Regions from separate parts of the Homo sapiens genome. Here region 1 is linked to region 2. A link is an interaction called in ENCODE POLR2A ChIA-PET data of the cell type or tissue named here. Cell type or tissue: PC-3. All regions are shown on one strand. Links, peaks and the distances in the headings refer to the core of each region. The heading gives the core; the rest is flanking DNA. Region 1 has its middle 11 kb from the start of CISH. Region 2 has its middle 16 kb from the start of CACNA2D2.

Region 1 (8,324 bases), core at 146-8,145, 81 kb after region 2:
ATTTCTTTTCTTCTCTCTGTTTCTTTTTGAGAAGAGTTTTGCTCTGTCACCCAGGCTGGAGTGTAGTGGCACAATCATGGCTCACTGCAGCCTCGAAATCCTGGGCTTAAGTGATCCTTTGGCCTCAGCCTCCCAAGTAGCTGAACTACAGACATGCACTGCCATGTGTGGCTAATTTTTAAAATATTTTTTGTAGAGAAAGGGTCTCACTATGTTGCCCAGATTGGTCTCAAACTCATGGACTCAAGCGATCCTCCCACTTTGGCCTCCCAAAGTGCTGGGATTACAAGTGTGAGCCACCACACTCTGCTAAGATTTCTTTTCATAAAAACATTTAGCAATATTTAATAACAATTTCAAAAAGTTAAGTAAAATTTTAGTTTTAAATCTTAATTTAAATTTTAATACAAGTATAACTTATAGTTTGTTTTGCCTCAATTTTACTAAGTGATTTTGATTATTTTAAAAATAACTTTTTAGGCTGGGTGTGGTGGCTAACGCCTGTAATCTCAGCACTTTGGGAGGCTGAAATGGGTGGATCGCTTGAGCTCAGGAGTTCAAGACCAGCCTGAGCAATGTGGTGAAACCCTATCTCTATAAAAAATACAAAAATTAGCCAGGTGTGCTGGTGGGTGCCTGTCGTCCCAGCTACTTGGGGAGGCCGAGGTGGGAGGATCCCTTGAGCCCAGGAGTTTGAGGTGTCACTGAGCTATGATCACACCACTGCGCTCTAGCCTGGGTGACACAGCAAGACCCCCCCGCCAAAAAAAATAATTAAAATTAAGGCCAGGCACAGTGGCTTACATCTGAAGTCCCAGCGCATTGAGAAGCTGAGGCAGGAGAATCCCTTGAGCCCAGGAGTTTGAGAGTAGCCTGGGAAACATGGCAAAACTCCATCTGTACAAAAAATACAAAAAAATTAGTGGAGTGTGGTGGCACACATCTGTAGTACCAGCTACTTGGGAGGCTAAGGTGGGAGGATCACTTAAGCCCAGGAGGTCAAGGCTACAGAGAGCCAAGATTACACCACTGCACTTCAGCCTGGGCAAAAGAGTGAGACCCTGTCTCAAAAAATAATAATAATAATTAAATTAATTTTAAAATAACAATAACTTTTTGGACTATATCATCTTTTGAAATTTTGACATATCTCATTTAATTTAACATATTTTTGTGTTCTTTGAATGTAATATTTTATTTCATTATTTAATTAATTAATTTATTTTTTTGAGATGGAGTTTCACTCTTGTCACCCAGGCTGGAGTGCAATGGTGTGGATCTCGGCTCACTGCAACCTCTGCCTCCTGGGTTCAAGAAATTCTCCTGCCTCAGCCTCCCAAGTAGCTGGGATTACAGGTGTGTGCCACCATGCCTGGCTAATTTTTGTATTTTTAGTAGAGATGAGGTTTCACCATGTTGGCCAGGCTGGTCTTGAACTCCTGACCTCAGGTGATCCACCTGCCTTGGCCTCCCAAAGTGCTGGGATTACAGGTGTGAGCCACCACACCTGGCCAATATTTTATTTTAGTCTTTTTAAAAATTATTATTTTTTTTATAGACAGGGTCTTGCTCTGTTGCCCAGTCTGGAGTACAGTAGTATAGTCATAGCTTACTGTAAACTTGAACTCCTGCCTCAAGCAATCCTGTCACTTTGGTTTCTCAAAGCTCTGGGATTACATGTGTGAGCCACCATGCCCAGCCTTATTTTAATCTTTTTAATCATTACTATGAAAAGAACAGTAATAGTGTAGAAGTCTTGACTGTAACAACATAATCAATCATTTTACTAGACTAAAGACGAGGAGAATCAATGTTACAGAATAAATACAGAATATCTTAGGCATCAGGCAAGTCTTCATTCTCTCACTTAAACCTCAGGTCACTGAACACCTGGACATGAGTGATAATTACTAAGTTTCATCATTTTGGATATCTGCTGACTTTCAGATATATAAAAACTGTAGATTTACAGATGTTTTTACTCCTATGAAAGCTTATTTGTTCAGTAGGAGGATAGAACACATTTCATTAGCAGCTTGATTTATGGTTGTTTAATATTTAGATTCTGGTATGTGAGCCTCCACTTGTCCTTTTGCCTGGAGCACTGCAAACATCAAGGCCTATGCTCCAGTGTGCCCACAGGTACTTCTTGCTGCAATAGAGACCAGAGAAAGAGCTCTTCTGGGGCTCATGTCTCCATGGGCTCATGGTGAAGTGGGAGCTGGAGGGGTGAGTTGGGATCCAGGGGAAGACTCCGAGGAGAAACAAAAATCACCAAGTCTACACATTTCCTCCTTACAACGATTCCATAAGGCAAGTGATAACATTGTCCCCAAAGTAGAGGTGGAGGCCCGGTGCAGTGGCTCACGCCTGTAATCCCAGTGCTTTGGGAGGCCGAGGGAGGAGAATTGCTTGAGCCCAGGAGTTCAGACCAGCCTGGGCAACATGGTGAAACTAGATCTGTACAAAAAATTAGTGGGGTGTGGTGGCACACACCTGTAGTCTCAGCTACTTGGGAGACTGAGGTGGGAGGATCGCTTGAGCTCAGGAGGTAGAGGCTGCAGTGAGCCGAGATTGTGCCACTGGACTCCAGCCTGGGCAACAGGGTGAGACCCTGTCTCAAAACCAAACCAAACCAAACACCAAAAACAGAGTGGGAAACTGAGGCTCAGAGTGGGTTCATGACTTGCTCAAGTCACGATGCAGGATACCTAGCTCTAGAACCACCTGCAGCAGGGCACCGGTGTCCCCTGCAAACCCATAGCTCTTTTCACTCAGGTCACGTGGGTCCCAGGTCAACTTCATCCACAGCAGGTTCTTTCCAGCCACAGCCAGCCTGACCTGGGTGCAGGCATCAAGGCCTCTAAGTGACAGAGAATGCAGCACTCCCACCCACTGCCAGCTGCCCCAGGTAGCTTCTGAGAACTGGCCACTGCAGAGTACAAGCACAGCAATGACCTGTGTCCTTGGGCTGCCCCACTGCCCTCCTACAGGGGAGGGAGGACCTCTCTGCCATAGCCCCACCTCACAGCTGCCACCCACCCACTGGGTCCTAGCCCTTCTTAACGCCAGCATTGTCCCCATCTTCTCTGTGACATTGGGGTGGATGGGTAGCACGCTTGGCGCTGTGCTCAGTGAGGGCCAAGGAGTGACCTGAGGGTGGGAGGAGAGAGGCAAGTTCTTGCCGACACCCCGTCCAGCCTTGGCCAGGGGAGGTTCTCCATTCTGAAGGTAAAGGGGTCATGAGTGGTTAAAAGGTTGTCCTAGTGCCTCCCAGCTATGTGACCCTGACCTGCTCACTCAGCACCCTCAGCCATACTTCCAGGCCCCTGCTCTAACAATGCTGCTCCTGGGATCCTGTGATGGGAACACTCATGGCCATTCCCTTGAAATGTGGCCAGACTTCAACCCAGTCCCAGACAGTTGTCAGTGCCCACTCACTGCAGCCTCTCCTCTGCATTCTCCAGGCTATTTTCCAAAAGGCCAGATGCATGTCCTGGGTGGCTTGATGCTGAAGCTGGGGCCTGGGCCCCCTGCTGTGGGACAGGGAAGTGTGGGTGAGACAAGGCTGTCCTGAAGGAGTGACTAGAGCCAGAGGCTGCCCACCAGCAAAGGGGGCTCAGTGAGCAGGGCCTGGCACTGCTGACCCCACCTTGTTTTCCCTCCTACTCTCCCTTGGTGCTTCACACCCCCGGCTGCTCACTGGCCTAGGCAGGACACTCCTGTCTAACCTCCTGCTTTCACTGTGGACCCACACCCACACGCTGCCTCCATAGGTACACATGCCCTTTTTTTCTCTACTAACACCTGTTTCTCGTCGTCCACTCTGCCAGGCTGGACACCGGGCACTTCAGAGGTCATGCCAGATCCAGCACCGGGATGGAGGAGTCTAAGGAGGCACCTGCAGTCAGGGAGGGCTTCCTGGAGGCAGAGACCGAAGCTAAGGGCTCAGTACCCTCTCCCCCCACTTACCCCAGGTCACTGGCTGTCCTCTGAGCCTCACTCCCTGGAAGGGCCAGCAGGTTCCAGGAAGTGTCCCCTCGCCCTGCAGTGCTGGTTCCAAGAACTGCAGCTCTTGGCAGCATTTGCTTAGGATCCTTTCCTAGAACTTGAGACCTGCTCTGCCCAGACTGCTGGGGTCTCAGAGGGCAGCCAGTGGGGGTAGTGGGGGAAGGGGGTGCACTGGGAGGTGCCTCTGCAGGTAGAACATTCCATGGACCAAACATTGGGAGGTGGGCCTAGGCTGTCAGCCGGGAGTGGTTGGCCACACTAGGGTGGTCAACACCTCCAACAGGAGGTCGGTGAAATGCAGGTGCTTTGACTGCAGTCAACCATGGGGTGCGGGCCCATGAGTTCTCCCTGCACAAGAAGGAGGCTCATTCCCTTGGTCCAGAACTTCCACCAGCTTGCCACATGCCACCCTCCACCCCCCGACTCTACTCCCCCCACTAGCCTGGCACCAGGGTCCCATCCCATAGAGAATCAGCACAGGCCTTACCCTCAGAATAGGCCCTCATCAGATAACCTCCAGAGGACAGGCCAGGGTGCAGGACAGGCAGGTTCTGAGCAGGGAAGGGGGATGGGATCGTCTTGGGGCCCTTGGAAGGCCATGACACTTGTGTTATTAATCCTGTTATAATTTTACCTTTCCTGGTTAGAACTGAATAAATTACCCCACCTCACACCCCCCAGCAAAGTTGGGTCGGGTGAATGAGGGACAGGCCCTGGTAAGTGGTCAAGGACAGGGCCCTACTTCCCTCAAGGTCACCAGGCCTCCCCCTGGGGCGTGTCCTCCACCCGCCACTTCTGAGCTGGCACCAGGCCTGCCCAGCCGCCTGGGACCTGCCAGATCACGTTGAGCAACCAGTTCCTGAGAAGCGTTGAAGGCAGTGTGGTTTAAAATTAACTCCCCCGCTCCCCCTCCCGCCTGCGGCCTCCTCTGAGTTCTTGGAAGCGGCGCTCTGCTCTTCCTGGGAAGAGGCCTCCAGCCCCAGCTGCTGCAATTCTGGCGAAAACACCTCACCCAGGCTGGGGGTGGGGGGTGCCCACGCCAGGCCTTCTCTGCCCTACACAAGGCCCAGGGATCCTCTGGAAGCTAGCACCCACCCTAGTTACTCACTGAGACCCAGAAGAGAAAGGGGGTGATTGTCAAGGTGCTGGGAGGAGGTGCTCCTGCCCCCAAAGCCCACAGCTCCCAACCAGGCACCTCTGGGTAGGAGAGAAAGTGAATTGATCCCACAACAGCAAACCCAGGACCCTGGCCTACTTTGAGCCATATATGTCCTGGCGAGATGCAGCAACTTCCTAGGGCCACCCAGCTTTGCCTGCCCTTATAAGCTCAGCTTGCCCACTAGGTGCCAGGCTGATGGTGCTGATCTGGCAAGGATGCCCGGGAGCACGCCCCCGCAGGCATGCACACACCTGGGTTAACAGTGATCTCTGCCAGGATCTCTCCTTTTCTCTCACCCACACCCCTCAAACTGCCCTTGGAACACCTCTCCTCCTGGTTAAGCCTCATTTTCTCATGTCTCGTGGGCTCCGTGTCCCTGGGGCTTTGGGGGAAATGTTTCCTGAGAACCTACTCTCCCAGCAGCTCCTCCTCCCACAGCCATCCACTGGAAGGAGCTGAGAAAAACAAAGGAATGTTGGCCAAGTGGAAAGGTCAGCACAAGCATGCGTGCGCGCGTGCGCGCGCACACACACACACACACACACACACACACACACACACACACACACACACACACACACACAAGTGATGTCACTGATGTGGGGCTGGTGGGGGTGGGAGCAGTGAAGTGCTTCCTGGGAGGAGGCTGAGGGCTGAGAGGCACTTTGAAGAACAGAGCTTTGGCCCAGTCTGGACTATGAGTGCAATCCCCACCTCTGGTGGAGGAGCCCAGCTCTGGTGACAGGAAGGGCCCCATCTGGCTCATGGGTGCTGGGTGTGGGGAGAGTCCCTGGAGCAGGACTCTGCCTGAGGAGCATTTGCTGGATACCACCCTCCCCACCAGGCATGTCATCAGGGCATCATCGGTGCCAGCGCAAGCATCTCACTAGTAGGGTCTGTGTGGGTGAGACAGTCCTGGAGGGCTGCCTGGAGGAGTCATGGCAATCCTAGGTTCCCATAGCCCTCAGAGGCCCTGCCTGTTTTAATGAGGCCCGGGCCATGGAAGCAACTCTCTTTCCACTGAGCAGGAAGCTTTGACCACATCAGAAAAGCTCCCCTTCCCTGGGCCTGCTGTGTCTCCTCCTGCTCAGAGATGAGCATCGGTTTCCATTCACTCCCCATTCCCCAGCATCCAGGCCCAGCCACTCTCCAACCACTCTGAGGTCTGCATTCTGACCAAAATCAAACCTCCAGGGACCTCCTCTAGCTTGAGTCTCAGACGTGGGAACTCCAGCCTGCTGCCCCAGAGTGACTCTTGGAGTGACCCCTTGGGTGGTCCACGGGAGCCAGGGAGGGATAGGGAGGACACATCCACCATGAGAGGCTGTTGAATTTCCGGCAAAGCTCAAGTCTACTTTATCTTAAAACTGGTCTAGCAGGTTGGTGTCAAAGGCTGCCCAGGCTTGCACAGGGCCTACTTCTCCTGGAGGAAGAGGGCCTTTATGAGAGCTGGAGAAGTCTGGGATGTCCTATGCACAGACCCTGAGTCTTCCTGCCTTCGTAGTCAGGCCTCTAGGCCTTTAGGCCCCCGGCCCCTCGCCTTCCACTTCACTGTGGGCAACCGTGCAGGACGGGAGGGTCCCCATCTGAGAGTGAGGTGGGCCTAGTCATGGACCCCAGCCCCACTCAGCTGTGTGTCCAGCCTTGGCCAGGAGAGATTTGCTCAGTCAGTAGATTAAAAGTCCAGCCTAGGTGCAGGGACCTAGTGAGATGTACACACTGGCACCAATGATACCCCAGTGGTATGTCTGGAAGGGGGGTGGTATCCAGCAAACACTCCTTGGGGGCAACAAGAAATACCTAGATGGCTTAGCAGCATTTCTGTCCGAAGGTTGTTCCAGAGGGAGGCTTGTGAATCCAGGGAGGGACGCCACACAGGATCAATCTCCAAACCCATTTCCCACCTGGAGGCAGAATCCTCTAGGGCCCAGCCCCCAGACCCCCTCCTCCAGAAAGCCCTCCTGAATCTCCCCATCCTCCTGCATGCCTTCTGAACCTGTGGGTGCCTAGGCTTTAGCAAGCCAGACCCTTGGAGGCAGAATAGAGCAGTGGTTATTCCAAACAATGTCTGGAATCAGGATGTGAACTCTGGCTCTGCCTCTCACCACCCCTCTCTGAGGCCTTCCCTCTTCAGCTGTAGATGAGGACAACCTCTGCTAGTGGGGTAGGAACCCAACCCAGAGTCACAGAGTTGCTGCCCTCACCTCTTTCTGCCCCCGCTCCCACACTCTACCCTCCAGATCCTTCTTTCTGGCCTCTTGCCTCCAGGCCCTCATGAGTACAGATACCTCCCTTAGAAATGAGGGTCAGATCACAGCACTCCCCTGCTAGGCTCTGAAGAGGTGCTTTGCCATCCTCAAATAAAATCCACCTGCTTCCTTTGCCCTTCCCACCCCTCCTGGGCAGCCATTCTGGGCTCTAGGTCTCTGCCTCAGGGCCACTGCACTTGTAGTTCCTTTCACCTGGGACATCCCTTCTGCAAGTTGTCTGCATGGCCAGCTCCTGCTCATTGCCTGGGTCTCCAGGCTCAGTGCCACCCAAAGCTGCAGAGCTATCCCCAACGCCCTCCCAGCTGCAGGGTGTCCCCATTCCCAAAGTTACTCTTCCCACCCCCACTGCTTTTCTTTCTTTACACTCTCAAAGCTTGTCCTATGCACCCATTTGTTCACTAGTTCACTCTCTGTCTCTCCCGCTAGCCCACGAGCCCAATGAGTATGGGGACCGTGTCTGTCTTGTTCCCTGCTGTCTCCAGGACCTAGATGGAGTCTGGCCCAGTTGGTGCCTTTGGAGCACATGTGCTGGTGGAGGACTTAATGATAAAGTGTGACCTTCGTTACTGTTTGTATGTTGTGCAGGGTCCTTGCACCCACCAGAAGGCTCATCCCTTTGTTCCTGGCTAGTGTCAACATGTGTGCCCCTTTTACTAGGCCAGGACCACACAGTGGTGATCACGTTGGCCAGAGGATCTTCAGCATCTGTTAGGCTGAGTCTCTGATTGGGGTCTGGGCAGGCATCATTCACTGCCCTGGCAGGGAAACAAGAAAAGAAGATGGAACCTGGAACCTGTTGGGGGTCAGAAGTAGCTGGCAGCCCCTCCCCAGACAGGAGCCGGGCCCTGGCTTGAGCTGAGGCCAGGGTGAAGAGAACAGGACCT
Region 2 (8,324 bases), core at 113-8,112:
AGTCAGAGGCCTGGGTGATGGACAGCCCTGTCACAGCAGCCTAAGTGTTTAGAGAGCAATTGTTCTGGGGAAGGCTGCCATTCCTCAAGCGTGTGCTGTGCGGGGGGCCACGAGGAGAGCCAGCCCGGCCCTGCTGCTGCCCCTGTCCCTGCCCCTGTCCTTGCTCCTCTGCCCGCCCCTTTCCCCACCGCTGCCCCTGCCCAGCCACCAGAGCCTGCTCCGCCCAGCCAGCCAAGCATGGGCTTCCGGTACGTTATCCTTGTCATAACAATCAGAGCAGCCGAGAGGTATTGCTCTTAAACCCTCAACACACATTTTTATAACCTTTCTGTTTAATAAGAAAGAGACAGCTCCAATTAGCTGGGAATATTCTGCCGAAATGGGATTATTTTAAAAGCTCTGGCAATATTACAAAATAGCTTCAGTAAGTGAACAGCTGTTGCCGGGCCCCGCCTGCCCTGCGCACTGCGCCTCCCGCACCCTCCCATCAGGGCCGGGCCCCTTGCCCCTCCCCAGGGGCTTCAGAGTCCCTGAGAACTGTGCTCTGGCCAGCAGCCAGGGGCCCCTCTTCAGGCAGCAGGATGTAAGTTGTGGGTGTGGAGCACAGAGTCTCCATGGCCCGGACTGGAGGGGAGGGACAGTTCACACCGTGCCCTGAGGCTGGACTATGGCCTTGCTGGGGTCCTGCTTGTCCCAGAAAAAGTCATGTGGGGACCCCAGCGTCATCTCTAAAGGGCCTGCAGCCTGCTCTGCTGCCCCTGTAGCCTGGACATGTTCCCTACTTTTAGCAGGACTCCCGTCTGCTGCCCAGGCCTTCGCAGGCTCTCTGGCTCTCCAGTCAGGGGGGCAGGGCAGGGCTGCTTGTGAATCCATTTCTCCAGATTGTGAGTTCTGAGTCCACTCCCCAGGCCCACCCCTGGGCCAGGTAAGGATGCTACCTAAGGGGTCCCTCCCTCTCCTTCTTGGGGCCAATGCTCATTTCCTCTTTGGCTCCTCTTCCACTCTCCGCAGGGCCCTCTGCATTCCTTCTCTCCAGGAGGGGCTGTCTTTGTTTCCTTGCCCATTGCAGCTGGTAGTGTTATCAGTAACTGTGTCTAAGTCCCCAGGGCTGAGGGGCAGGGGCCTGGAAGTCCTGGCCTTCCCCCTTTTCCCATGCCTGCTGGCAAAGCTCTGCAGAAAGGAGGCCTCCGCTCCCACCTCCTAAAGCCCTGGGGCTGGATCTTACCCACAGACTCAGCATTGGCAGCTGCTTCACCTGGGCCATCTGAGGCAGCAGACTGATGCCAGCTCCTCCAGGAGCCAGCTCAGCCTCTGTGGGGAAAGCTGGGGCTGGGGCCTTGTAGGAGGCCCTGGGTCTTTTTTGGCCTGCTGCTTCTTGCCCACTCTGTCCACTTGCCACTTGGCCCACAGCTGTGGTGCCCCCATGGTGCTGGGTCCCCCAGAAGGCTCAGGCTGAAGAGTTGATGATGTTTGAACAACTTTCAGGGAAGGATACAGTTGAAAAGGACCTCAGAGTCTGGCCCATGGAACAGGTCACTGTATAGTTGGGGAAACTAAATCCAAGTGAGAGGAAGCTCTGAGGCTATATTCTAAGACAGGATGGGAAGCAGGACTCAAGCTGTCGGCTTCAGCCCTGGTGTTTGACCCTTGTTGGCCCTGGCACTGGTAATGATGGGATTTGAACTCTCGGCCCTGGTGTGGTGGAACTGAATGAGCCCTGCCTCAGCTGCACAGGTGACCAAAGGCAACTCCCTTCCCTCTCTGAGGCAGGAGTGGGTGAGGCCCTGCTCTGGGGCTGAGGGGGTGCAGATGGGACTCTGGGTCAGGCTGCTGGACAGGGAGATCCCTGTGGGTACTGTGTGGCAGAGCCAGGGCAAGGACTGGGCCAACGGGGGTGCATTGGGGTGCCCAGATACTCCACTCATTCATCCTGCCAAGTCCCCTCCAGGCCTGGCTGGAAAATATGGGGATTCAAGGTCTCCCTTGATGCTGCCAGGAAGAAAACCTCACGGACAAGGGAACAGCTGCTGTGGCCCCAGCCTCACCAGGCCTAGGTCTTAGGGACCCTGCCTGGGGAATGGGAACAATTTTGGGACATCCTTGGGAGGAGATCACAGCCTGGGAACTGCAGCATGATGCAAATGCACCATGTGCTAAATGGGGAAAAATGAATTTTACACCCAGACAAAGTGACTTTTATCATGTTAACGACCATGGTTTGCTCATCGTGTCTGGCGCAGTGAAATGGGGCCTGTGGATGTTTTTCTTTTAGTTCTGCTTTTAAATGGAAGCATTTTCCCCCTCAGAGCAGACAAGCCAAGCCCTTCAGATTGGGATGACAGAAGTGCTGATTCAGCAAAAACAAAACAGAGGATTTTTTTTTTTTTTTTTTTTTTTTAATCTTCATCTGTGCCTTCCAGCAAAAATAGAGCTCAGAATGAGGAGGTGGGGTGTGGCGTGAGGAGCCCCAGCCAGGAGACAAGATTGTGGCCCTGGCCCAGCTCATCCTGGTGTGGCCTGGGACCTACCTCACCCATTCCCAACCTCAGTTTGCCCATCAGTATCAGGAGTGAGACGGGCTGGAGGCAGAGGCTTTTAGGATCAGAGAGCTGCTCCGGCCTGGCGCTTGACTAGATGTCCATGTCAAACACATCGTACTGGGTATGTCTGGGTCTGGAACTGCCTCCTCTCTCAGACTGGGACTCCCAGGGGGCAAGGCAGGGTGGAATCATTGCTGAATCCATGGTGCCCTCAGCGGCCAGTGCAAGGTCCCTCATGGAAGGGGCAGAGATTTTTGCTGATGGAGCCAAGGCTACTTCCACGACATCTATAAGGAGCATCCAAGGGTGGACTCCGTTGGCCACGTCCCTGAGCACCCCACCCCCAACAGACTGCACCCGGCGCACATCACTGGCACATGGCAACTCCATATTGTGCTCATCAAGTTTCAGGAAAACACCATCTGATGCCTTGTATAGTTGCCCAGCACAACACCCAGCTTCCCAGAAGGAGCCTGCATTGTGCACAGTGAGGGGCTGCTCATCTAAGGCTAATGAAGAGGACATGAGGCTGGCATATCTGGAAAAGCCCTGCCCTGATGCCATGCGGTACTGCTCTGGAAGGCTCGCCCAGGTCAGGCAGACAGGGCAGAGATCAGTGGACAATTAGCCAGCTCCAGCAGAGGTAATTAATCAATGTTTGGGGCCTTCCATCTGGGAATGCTGTGATCACTGCCGTGCCTGTGCCCTGGTGGAAGTCAGGACCTGGGCTAGGCTGACAGGCAGGGACTCAATTGCTGTCAGCACCCTCACTGCCAGCACAAACACCATCACCAACACTGCCTCCAGCAGTTCAGTGCTGCTGTCCCCATCATGGTCACATTGCTGTCACCCTTATAGTAGCAGCGACTCCCTCACCCTGCCCTGCCCCACTGGGACTCACTATCACCATCCCCATCCACAGTCACCTGTGCTCACTCTTCCCCGACTCAAGACACTTTTACACTGTTCCCACAGTCCCAAAAGATATACAGGCAGCTTAGTGGTAGGGAGACCAAGGCACAGAGAGAGAAAGGGCCATGCCATCTAAACAAGAGAGAGAAGCCAGCCCCCTGGCATATAGACTATGGTCGCTTCCATCCCTCCCCTCCCCTGTTCCAATACCAGCTGCTCACAGCGAAGATCCTTCCTCCTCGTACCAGTCAGGATGGGCTCAGTTAGGTTGCAATGACAACAACCCTAAAATCTTACTGGTTTAAAATAATGAAGATTTATCTCTTTTTCCTGCTCCCTGCTCTTCATGGGTCAGCTGAGGCTCTGTTCTGTGTCATTCTCATACTGAGCCCCGGCTGGCCAGATAGCCAAATTCTGGAAAACTGACTGTTGTCATGGTGGAGGGAGATCCGGCCCCTAAAAGGTCTCACACCAGCAATTAAAAGCCCTGTCCTGAAAGTGCTGCCTCTGCTCACCACTCATCGCCGGAACCAGGCACGCACCCCTGCATGACCACCAGGGGGCAGGAAGGTGCAATCCTACCTTTAGCCAGGAAGCAAGGGGATCAGGTGGATTTGGCACCCACCAACAGTGGAGATCCGATTTCTCTTCCTCTCCCTGCCTTCACTCCTTGCCCCACCTATCCATGTCCTCCAGCCCCCTGGTCCAGCAGGATTGTGAGGGTTCAGGTGGGGCTTCCTCAGTCTTCCTGGGATCACAGGCTGTGCTTCCTGTGTGGGGAAAAGCAAGAGAGATCAGATTGTCACTGTGTCTGTGTAGAAAGAAGTAGACATAGGAGACTCCATTTTGTTATGTACTAAGAAAAATTCTTCTGCCTTGAGATTCTGTGACCTTACCCCCAACCCCGTGCTCTCTGAAACATGTGTTGTCAACTCAGAGTTGAATGGATTAAGGGCAGTGCAAGATGTGCTTTGTTAAACAGATGCTTGAAGGCAGCATGCTCCTTAAGAGTCATCACCACTCCCTAATCTCAAGTACCCAGGGACACAAAAACTGCGGAAGGCCGCAGGGACCTCTGCCTAGGAAAGCCAGGTATTGTCCCAGGTTTCTCCCCATGTGATAGTCTGAAATATGGCCTCGTGGGAAGGGAAAGACCTGACTGTCCCCCAGCCCGACACCCGTAAAGGGTCTGTGCTGAGGAGGATTAGTAAAAGAGGAAGGAATGCCTCTTGCAGTTGAGACAAGAGGAAGGCATCTGTCTCCTGCCTGTCCCTGGGCAATGGAATGTCTCGGTATAAAACCCGATTGTATGCTCCATCTACTGAGATAGGGAAAAACCGCCTTAGGGCTGGAGGTGGGACCTGCGGGCAGCAATACTGCTTTGTAAAGCATTGAGATGTTTATGTTATGCATATCTAAAAGCACAGCACTTAATCCTTTACATTGTCTATGATGCAAAGACCTTTGTTCACGTGTTTGTCTGCTGACCCTCTCCCCACAATTGTCTTGTGACCCTGACACATCCCTCTCTTCGAGAAACACCCACGAATGATCCATAAATACTAAGGGAACTCAGAGGCTGGCAGGATCCTCCATATGCTGAACGCTAGTTCCCCGGGTCCCCTTATTTCTTTCTCTATACTTTGTCTCTGTGTCTTTTTCTTTCCTAAGTCTCTCGTTCCACCTTACGAGAAACACCCACAGGTGTGGAGGGGCAACCCACCCCTACATCCTGCTCCAGGCCCTGGCTCCCAGATGCCAGAGAGCCTTTCCTCAGGAGGCAGATGGGCAAGGCTCTGGGACTCCAGGAAAGAATGCCCCCGGAGATGAGGCTGGGTTAGCCAGCAGCACGTGGGAGCCTGTCCTGTCCCAGGGGAGCCTTGTGGAAAGGGAAGGAGGGTCTGAGCTGGGCCTTGGACAGTGGCTCTGGCTATGGGTGTGGTGAGTTGCAATGGGAGAGGCTGGGGCAGGAAGCAGCTGGGATTGTCTCAGGAGGGTACAGAGAGGGAGAGGATGGGCCAGCTTCAGCAAGAAGGCCAAGAGAGAGGAGGAGGGTGAATGAGGTACGCAGAGAGAGGAATGAGGCCTTTGGGTAACAGTCTGGAATTCTGGGGTTCAGCCCCAGGGCTCCAGTCCCCCAAGGCATGTCATCTTGGCTGCCCAGGAAAGGAGATGTCAAAGGCAATGGGTATAGAATGGCTGGTGTGGGCTGTGAGCCTCCGGGTCTGTGCAAGCATCTATCAGGCACCAGCTGGGGCACCCTAGTCTCATGCTGATCCTCCAAATTCAAACCTGGCTGAGGGTCCCTGCAGTCTGGTCTAGCCCCAGGGTTTGGGCTGTAGGAGGAGATCCGAGGCTAGGGATTGCAGGGAAGGAGGAAGATGGCTGCCTGAGGCCTCTGGGTAACAGTCTAGAATTCTGGGGTTCAGACCCAGGGCTCCAGATTCCCAATTTGGGGCTCATTTTGCTCCATCATCATAGGCCAAGGCCAGAAGAGGGGCAGTGATGTGTCAGGATGGGGATGGGTCCAGGCTAGCCCACGTCTGATTCTTCCGGTACTGGGGTGCCTGTGCCCAGGCAAGCAGGGCTCTTCCCACATCATCCATCACTAGGCCACAGAAGGCTGGTCAGGATCAATAAACAAACAATTATCCTGTCATCACTGATTGTAGGCCTGGGGCAGGGTGGCAGCTAAGCGGGGAGCACCCGGTAAACGGGAGTTTCTGATGAGAACAACCCACACCTCAGGGGTTGGCTCAGGATGGGGGTGCAGGGGAAGAGGACTGTGGAGGTTGCCAGGCAAGGCTGCCCTACAATGGGGGCAGGGCCCAGGAAGACTGAACTCTGTCTGGTAAGCCACCCCAGGGGGCTGCCTGAAGGAAGCTGGAGGCTGAACTGGACCCACCCCCTCACCCTCTCCCCTCTTTCTGATGTTTCCCTCTTCCCTTTTTCCCCAGCCACCTAAGCTGGGGGCAGGGGCACATCAGGAAAGTTAGTAACTGAGCTATTCCAGTCACAAATTAAGAGTCCTTCTCTGCTGGTCTATTGTACTTCCCTCATCTTGGGATGCCTAAACAGTCAACCAAAATAATAATTTGTCACTGCAGTCCCCCAAGGTATGTCATCTTGGCTGCCCAGGAAGGGAGATGTCAAAGGCAATGGGTATGGATCTGACTGGTGAGGGAGGCAGGAACACCCACAACCCTGGAGTCTGGGTCCCAGCTCCTGAGAAATGTTTGGGGTCTGACCTGGGAATAGAGGAGTTGCACCCTGAACTTCTTGGTGGGTGGGGCAGGGCCAAATCTGCAGACTCAACAGAGAGGAGCCAGAGCTGCACATCTCCCCCAGTTCTGTTCCTTGTCCCATTCCCAGCCCCATGGAAGGGAAATCTCTCTCCATCAGAGGAAAGGGACAAAAGGAGAAGTGATTTATTATTCTATTCCATTATGCCTGTTTCCAGAGAAACTAATTATGGTGCATTGTTGTTTTAGATACTTTCAGAAAGATTACATTTTCTTACTTTGGCCGATAAAAAAATTAAATCCATCACTTTTCCTAAACACATTACAGTAAAGACAGACTTGCTCCTTGTAATTATTAATCAGTCGGATTTGGGGACGCAAAGCGTTTGACTTAAGCTCAATACAGTCATGAACAATGTCCCGGGATCGTATTTGGTATTGAAACAATTTTTCAATTTATTAAAAAGTCATTAAGGCAGTTGGGGTGGGAGGTAAGGAGAGCTGGACTAAGCCGCTGAGTCAGGGTTGTGGATTGGGGGTGTAGAGTCATCAAGGGGCTTCTGCAAGTGGGAAGAAACGCAGTGTGTCTTACTCCTACACCTGGCTCTGAGGGGCCTGCTCAAGTTGAGATGGGACCCTAAGAAGTCAGCCTCAAGGCTGGGCACGGTGGCTTACACCTGTAATCCCAGCACTTTGGGAGGCCAAGGCAGGCAGATCACTTGAGGTCAGGAGCTCGAGACCACCCTGGACAACATGGTGAAAACCCATCTCTACTAAAAATACAAAAATTAGCCAGGCACGGTGGTGCATGCCTGTAGTCCCAGCTAGTTGGGAGGCTGAGGCAGGAGAATTGCTTGAACCTAGGAAGCAGAAGTTGCAGTGAGCCGAGACTGTACCACTGTGCTCCAGCCAGGGTGACAGCTAAAAAAAAAAAAAAAAAAAAAAAGAGTCAGGAATCAGGCCCTGCCCCCACCTCAGCAACCTCATACTATACTCATTCATCTGTCCACGGTCCACTCCTTCGGGTTGTGAGCTCACCGCATGGAACGGTGACAGTAATGTAGTAATGGGTCACTCAGGGGGAACAATTTGCCCTACGGAGCCCTGAGCCCACTCTCCAGTGGTCTTGCACCAAGGACTGACAGTCAGCCTGACTCCCACCCCTGGCAGGGAGAGAGGCCCCTCCTACCAGCTCAGGCCCTTGGAGCCCCCAGCTGGGGACATGTGGCTATTTGGAAGGACACCTGGTGTGGCCGAGTGCCTTGTTCCAGTCGCTGGCCTTGCTCACTCAATCATTTAATTACTCCTCTGACACTTCCTGCTCCCAGGAGGGATTTACAGGGGTTTAGGAGACTGGCAAGCTACAAGCCCAGCTTAGCCTGCGTCCTGGCTCAGGTGGGAGTGGAAGGGCGGCAATAGGACCCAGGCTCAAGTCATAGCTCAGCCACTTGCAAATTGCTGACCTTGGACAAGTTAGTTAAACTCACTGAGCTTCAGTTTCCACTTCTAGCGAAAGGGGTCCTGTCTCCTCACACAGGACAAGGAGGTCATGAGACCTGTGTCTGCCCCTCCTGGGCGGGAGCTCTGTCACATCACCTGTCTCCCTCTCTGCCATCAGGGCAAAGTCTGG

What was found. Peaks named below come from ENCODE experiments on the same cell type or tissue, not always from the same donor. Only the 100,000 strongest peaks of a DNase experiment are listed, where the experiment ranks them.
Region 1: POLR2A ChIA-PET joins it to region 2 with 16 read pairs; 7 of 35 experiments call an interaction of 5 or more read pairs at or near these places.

The regions. Positions count from the first base shown.
Region 1 is chr3:50,596,361-50,604,684 of GRCh38, forward strand. No RefSeq gene overlaps it. Among named protein-coding and RNA genes, the nearest start is that of CISH, 11 kb to the right of the region's middle. RefSeq lists an enhancer at 2,687-6,367. In PC-3, for the core only: no CTCF peak of the experiment used is centred there; a DNase peak (open chromatin) is centred at 4,881; H3K4me3 peaks cover 351 bases; H3K27ac peaks cover 1,115 bases.
Region 2 is chr3:50,515,667-50,523,990 of GRCh38, forward strand. No RefSeq gene overlaps it. Among named protein-coding and RNA genes, the nearest start is that of CACNA2D2, 16 kb to the left of the region's middle. RefSeq lists enhancers at 1-592, 7,404-7,913. In PC-3, for the core only: a CTCF peak has its summit at 3,998 (motif pointing right); a DNase peak (open chromatin) is centred at 4,025; H3K27me3 peaks cover 942 bases.